Regions from separate parts of the Mus musculus genome. Here region 2 is linked to region 1. Evidence: chromatin contacts called from ENCODE Hi-C or POLR2A ChIA-PET data. All regions are on one chromosome and are shown on one strand. The core of a region is the stretch at or near the end of the contact, and the rest is flanking DNA. Distances in the headings are between cores, read along the strand shown. Region 1 overlaps Arid5b (AT rich interactive domain 5B (MRF1-like)). Region 2 overlaps Arid5b (AT rich interactive domain 5B (MRF1-like)).

Region 1 (3,175 bases), core at 340-2,839:
TATAATCCCTGTCTTGTATGACATTTAGATTTGGCTGAGATGATCATATGCAAATGACATGCAAAATTCTCAAGATGGAATTCAAAAAGACTCCCGAATGTGGCTTTTTCCGCTGTGGCCTTTTGGGAGGACCAAGGAGGTGGAGCTGACTGGCTCCCCAGTGGCTTCATTTGCTACTTAAGAGTGATGTCTGCATTTGGTTTGAATTTAGCTTTGTGATGTTGTTTTCTTTCTAGAGAGACGAAGCAGTGTCCAGGGTAAAAAGCTGATATTCACATAGCAATACCTAATTTTATGTTTGTGTGTCTGTTTAAGCTATGTCTTTTGATGCAGCTGGCTACAATCCTGGGTTATGTAGTTAAAATGTTCTTTGTTCCATTTGCAATCATGTATTCTTTTCTTTCTTTCTTTCTTTTTTCTTTTCTTTTCTTTTTTTAAAAACTTTTCCAGTGATGTTTTTGTTGCCTACCCTGGGAAGATCTGTTTTTCCATTTATCAAAACAAATGGCAAGCTAGGGACCATTTAAAGTCGTTTTCTTAGTTAATAAAGCCAATCTCCTTGTTCTGTTATGTTAAAAGTACATTATATTTTTATTGCCAGTTCTGTGGGCCTGGGTCTGTTTTCTGTCTCAGCAATCTCAGGCAGGCTGCCCCACTCACTCACTGTGTGGAGAATTACAAAATGGTTACAGGCAGGTCAGCTGACTTACAGTACCAGCAGCCATTCTCAAAATAACCACAACAGTCCAAGCCTGATGTATCATTTACGTCACACACTGTTTTCCTGAAATCGTTTGTGGCCTTTTCATTTCTATTCCTGATAGAATCTTGCTCTTGGTCCCTTTTAATCAGACATTTAATTTGTTTTTATTATTAATATTTTCCACTACATGTCTTGGCCTGCCTCCAGTAAAACAGCTCTGATGGGCGGGGAGGTGAGGGGGGGTTAAACAAAAAACAAAAACCTCTTCCTCCCTCAACTATGGTTTTGCTGCAAATGTGTTTTGTCCTTTGATGTGTCTGGACTGGGAGAACTAACTCTGAAGCCTTGAGAGAGATTTGGAAACACACTGAGGGCACCCCACATCAACACATAGCCACAACCAGGAACTGATAAAGTTGATGGACGACTTTGGAATTTTAAAACGGTTCAACGAATTCTGGCTATTTAGTCACATAGCCTGCCTGCATATTTTTCCCCCTTTTACAAATGTCTTTTCTGTATAATGTCTTGTAATTAGAACAGGAAGTCATTGAGTAACTGTAAGATGAATAAAAAGCACTTAACACTGAAAGGAAAATTACCTTCCGAGAAATTATATTCTTTTTTTTTTTTTTTTGCTCTCCACCCTGCATGTTACAATGTTGGTAATGATAGTAGCAGCTGTAGCTACCCTTATCTGTAGGATTTTTGTGCTTGGGTTTTCTGAAATTAAAAAAAAAAAATCATGTTCGGTAATAATCAAAGACGAATGGACAGGAGATAGGAAATGCCTAATTATGACAAATATTCTGTCACAACAGAACCGCAATTAAATGGAAACGGTGTAATTGTCAATTGCAGTAAGGGCTGGACGGCTGCCAGGTACGCAAAGTTGAGGGCTTGCCTTTAGTTGGTTGCTAGGAGCAGGCAAAAAGTATAAAGGTTTCAGAAAGGAATGTCTCCTGTCGGAAAGGGACTGCAGGCTGCATAGATCACTGGGCAAGCCCTTCCTATTGACATGATGTTGCTTAAATTGTTTCAAAAGTAGACATCGGTGGTTTTTTTTTTTTTTTTTTTTTTGTAACTCTAGCAAATTCATCTCTGCTTGGGGGAGGGGACCAAAGAAAGGAAACTGTAGGTTGTCTGTGAAGCAAACCCGAAGGACATTGTGTTTCAAACCAAGGCTCCATACAGATTTGGAATCTTTTAAGTGAAAAAAAAAAATCTTTAAATGTTTGTTTCTGTTGGCCTCCAGACGCATTTGCCCTAATACGATTACGAGAACGAAAGGGCGAAATACTTGGCAGAATTTTCAGTTGAGGTAATTAGGCACAGGAAAGGACATGCATATTTTTTCCACCAAGCTTCTATAAAGTACTAGTGTGAAGGGTTTTATGAAGTTTTTTTTTTTTTTTGGTTTCAGGCTTTCTGATGTTAGACGGTGATTTTTGGTAAACATACAGGGTGATGTTTCCTAAACAACCCCCACCCCCACCCCTGCCAGGAGGATAAAATTATGTTTCTGCAATATTATGTAAGAGATGAAAGCAAATTTCTCTCCTCTAGAATGGATGTTTTCAACCTCCTGCACATTTGGCCACCATTAACTATTAAGAGAGAGAGAGAGAGAGAGAGAGAGAGAGAAGAGGGAAAAGCATTATGGATATTTGAAACTCTACGCTCCAGTAATTTATTGTACTTGACATTTCATGCATCTCTTTATACAAAGACAATCTGAGCAACTCACAGGATGAATGCTCGCCCCGCCCCTCCCCCTCCCCTCCTCCCACCTCCCTTCCACACCCCGCCCTCACTCCCCCCACCACCACCCCTGCTCCCCGAGAGAGACACACACACACACACACACACACACACACACACACACACACACACACACGCCATGAGAGCCATGGTGTACAGCTACTGTTTGACAAGTCGAGGTGGAGTTTCGGATTATAATTACAGTTTCTCTGTGGAATTCCATTTGGGAGTTTGAAAAATATATATAAATAAGTGAAAAAAAATGACATTGAGAGAGGTTAACAAAACGTGTAATTATGACATAAGCACGGGATTAGAGCCATTTCAGTGGAGCATTACAAGATCTGTACTTTAGGTATTAACTTTTAATAGGCCAAGTTAAAGTTCTCTTTATTGAAGTTGAAATGAGGTTTAGTCATTGTGGAACTCTTATTCCCTTTGAATATTTAATTTAAAGCTAAGCATGTTCACATTTTTGGCTGGGGAGGAGGACCCAAGAAGTGGGATGACATTTTAATAGACTATCATAACCATTGTTTACAGTGCCAATCTTGAGTACCAGTCTTTTTCTTTTTCTTGTTTTCCTTTAGGCAGATTATATTCTACTGAATAAAAATCAAGTAAAAAAAAATGTGTATTTAACCCAAGGAACTAGAATGTTCTAGAAAAATACTCTGTACGGTTAGTTCCGAAGTTTCTTGTCTGATGTGG
Region 2 (3,175 bases), core at 443-2,942, 57 kb before region 1:
TAGAGACCTGAGAACCTGTGTTTGCAGAAAGACCCCAGCATTGTATCCATTCTGTTTATAATTACCCAAACTGGAACATCCTAGAAGTCCATGTGACTGAGATTGGTTGAGTATAACTTTGTATCTGTCTATCCAGTGGGCACCTGCTCTCTGGAGGGGGATTCAAGCTGTGACTTCAGGCAGCAACATGGCCGGCTCCCAAGGCACTGTGCTGTATGAGAAGAGCCATCCCAGAGGGGGTCTTGTAGCAGAATTCAATGTGTGTGTGACACTTTAAGACAGGATGATAGATCAGTGGTTGCTGGAAGTTGGTGGGAGAGGGGTCATGACCAAGAAATATGAGGGCCTTTTGACGTGTTTTTAAAAGGAACATTTCTTGTCTGGCAATAACAGTATCGGTGGCTATAAGGGTTGGTGAAGAACTTTGTGAACATGTAACATTTTCATGGAAGTCATAGGTGATGAAATACATTCTCAAGTACTAATAGATTAATGAGAATGGCTACACAGTCGTATAGATTCTGTAAATCTCTTTACTGTCTAGCTTCGTAGTGTGAAATCTGGTACCTGCTTCCATCCTCACTCCAACGCGGTGCCTGCCGTGAGCTGAGGGCTCAGGAAAACCCTTCTGTGCTCTTGATGGAGGATGAGTGAAAAAAAATCCAATAGTAACTTCATGAATTTTGATTTTTGATTGGGCCTTGTGTATCCCCTGGAGTGATCCAGGCGTTCCCAAGGACTCCTGGACTGTCCTTTGAGAATCTCAGCTACAATGGACTGAGCTGTATTTTAGTCGTCTTCTAACTATCCTGTCTTCCTGTCTTGGGTTTTTTTTTTTTTTTTCCTGTGTCCACATGTCCTCTGGTTTTGCTCCATGACTTGGTTCAAATTGATCCTTTTTAAAAATTAAATTTATTTAAAGAAGCAACTCTCTATATTTCATACAACTAGAAAAAATAAACTCTGTTTCCAGTCATTCAAATAACCACAAAATAGTTAAGCCAGGAATTATGTGATATATGTAATACATTTTCCTTAATTGTATCTGTTGTGTACACATATATAATATGCCTACACACATAATATACATGCACACATATCCCTTGACTTTGCCATTAATCAATACATAAGTGAGCCTCATTGACATTCTTTATGTCCTTACCCCTTGTTTCCAATGATACATGCATTGTAGGTGGGTACATACACTCCTGCAGATGTGTGTGTGTGTGATTGTGTGTGTGTGTGTGTGTGTCTGTGTTTTTCTGAGAATCATCTAAATCCATCGCAGCGTATCACACTCTAGAAAACATAAAGGCAGCACATGGCTAACTCTGATAAACCTTTTGTGCCGACCCAGTGAATCCTAGCCATGACTGTAGCCTGCAGCTGATATCATAATCCTTTTAAAGAAAATACCTGTCAAATAGTTGCAGCCCAAGAAGGTTAGAGAAGTTGCTTCCTGTTTCATAGCAACAAAGTCCAGGCCTGGGATTTGAACCCCGGCACCCAGGCTGCAAAGTCACCTACATAGGAATCCTAGATTGCCATCGGAGCCTGGTAGTGACTCAGCACTAGGGTGTGTCACTGTCCTTCGGGGCCCTCGTCGGGTACACAAAAGGAGATGGATCAAATCAAGATGAGTCCACTGAAATAGCTGGTGTCAGCACCCAACCGAGCAGGCTAGGGACCTGACCTGGATGAAACTCTTAGCCTAGAGGGGATTTCACATCTTGAAAGAAAGAAAGAAAGCATGTGCTGTTTGCTTTCTGGTGGTTTCAGTTGCTGGTTTTGGTCTTGCTTGTTCCTTTTTTTTTTTTTTTTTTTTTCATCTCCTTCCTTGTTTTGTTTTATAAGAAAAGATTGAAGTCTAGGTTTTTGTGTTGTGTGTAAATTTTCCAACCTTTATCACATGCGGAAGGGCCTTGGGGGTTGGCTGCTTTGTGACTTCTGGCCTGGATTATCTTTTCTGACTTAGAGAATTCGTGCTCCAGTGAACTGTTTTTTTTGTTTTTTTGTTTTTTTTTTTTTTTTTTTTTTGTACAGTGGTAGAAATCAAATCCTAATTACGGAAACAGTTTAAAGCAATGGTGAAGAGGAAAAGGAGCTAGTGAGCGTCTTAACATGTCCTACATAGCTATTGATTAAACTCTGGGTTAATTGAAAAGTCAGGGTCCATTAACAAAATAACAACGTGTATTTCTTTGTGATCCTTCTGCGTTGTCTGTGAGTGAATCGGGGATATTTATTCAGTATTTATTCAGCACTAATTCTCAGTTTGCTGAGAGCTCATGGAATCATGGCATGAGCTTATTGGAATTCTTTTCATAGACACAGAGAGACTTGCCCAAGAACGGGCACTATGAGAAAGTTAGTCAGCCCTGACTCAGAATAATAAGTATGAACATGTGACAGATGCCATTGTGTGCTCAGAGGAAGGCTTCCCGACACATTTTTCACATACACGTGGGTCGTTTTGTTTCAGAGAGTTGTGTGCTGTTTCCAGCTCTTATCAGATTTCCTCACTTTTAACAATGGTGAAGAGATGCCCTCTCTCTAAATCCACAGTAAAACACAAGGAAGGCTGTGTTCACAATTAACCCCAAGCCAGGTTTTTGATTTATATGTCTGTGTGAATTCCTGCCCCTGCCTCTGTGTGTGTGTGTGTGTGTGTGTGTGTGTGTGTGTATGTGTGTCTAAGTGAGTGAAGGGAGAGTCCAGGGCGAATCTAGAGAGATAATCTTGAAAGACAAGTTTATTCATTAATGACATCATAAGGATTGTATTTTTCTCTTGGTTAATAAACTATTTGTTCGGCGGCTGCTGTACTCCAGCCAGGTCTAGTCATGTCGTTTCTCGGAAAAGATCTGAAGCAACTGGTAATTGAAATGATAATAATCATTTGATCTATTTGAGAATAACACTCATCTCCAAAGTTGTCTATTCTAGGAAGCCTTATTTGGTCAAAATGTTGCCAAATTCCATTTGTGTTCATGTGGAGACTAATATACCATGATACTTAATTATTTTCCAGAACATTCTAAATGCTTTCCCTGGTATGCTCCCTCCTCCATCCCAGAAGCTGTCCCCATATGCTTTGAAACAATACCCAGCCTGGATTTTTTTTTAATTCTGACATTTCATAATCATCATGTAATAGCTATAAATGCAGGACGAG

What was found. Hi-C counts contacts between places; a loop is a spot of excess contacts on that map. ChIA-PET counts read pairs that join two places held with the same protein, here RNA polymerase II (POLR2A).
Region 2: a map of regulatory T cell shows a loop between it and region 1 (2.7-fold over the local background). The contact joins two enhancer-like sites. A Hi-C loop is called at or near these places in 1 of 37 maps with a recorded cell type or tissue (regulatory T cell). POLR2A ChIA-PET finds 5 or more read pairs at or near these places in 5 of 5 experiments (Patski and embryonic stem cell).

The regions. Positions count from the first base shown.
Region 1 is chr10:68,190,690-68,193,864 of GRCm38, reverse strand. All of the region lies in intron 3 of Arid5b (AT rich interactive domain 5B (MRF1-like)), which reads left to right. The region is part of intron 1 of Gm51770 (a long non-coding RNA gene); the gene reads right to left. Among named protein-coding and RNA genes, the nearest start is that of Gm51770, 41 kb to the right of the region's middle. Within about 2 kb of position 1,589, at least 3 of the 3 ENCODE cell types and tissues checked have a DNase peak (open chromatin) inside an H3K27ac peak, as active enhancers do.
Region 2 is chr10:68,248,113-68,251,287 of GRCm38, reverse strand. All of the region lies in intron 2 of Arid5b (AT rich interactive domain 5B (MRF1-like)), which reads left to right. Among named protein-coding and RNA genes, the nearest start is that of Arid5b, 29 kb to the left of the region's middle. Within about 2 kb of position 1,692, at least 1 of the 3 ENCODE cell types and tissues checked has a DNase peak (open chromatin) inside an H3K27ac peak, as active enhancers do.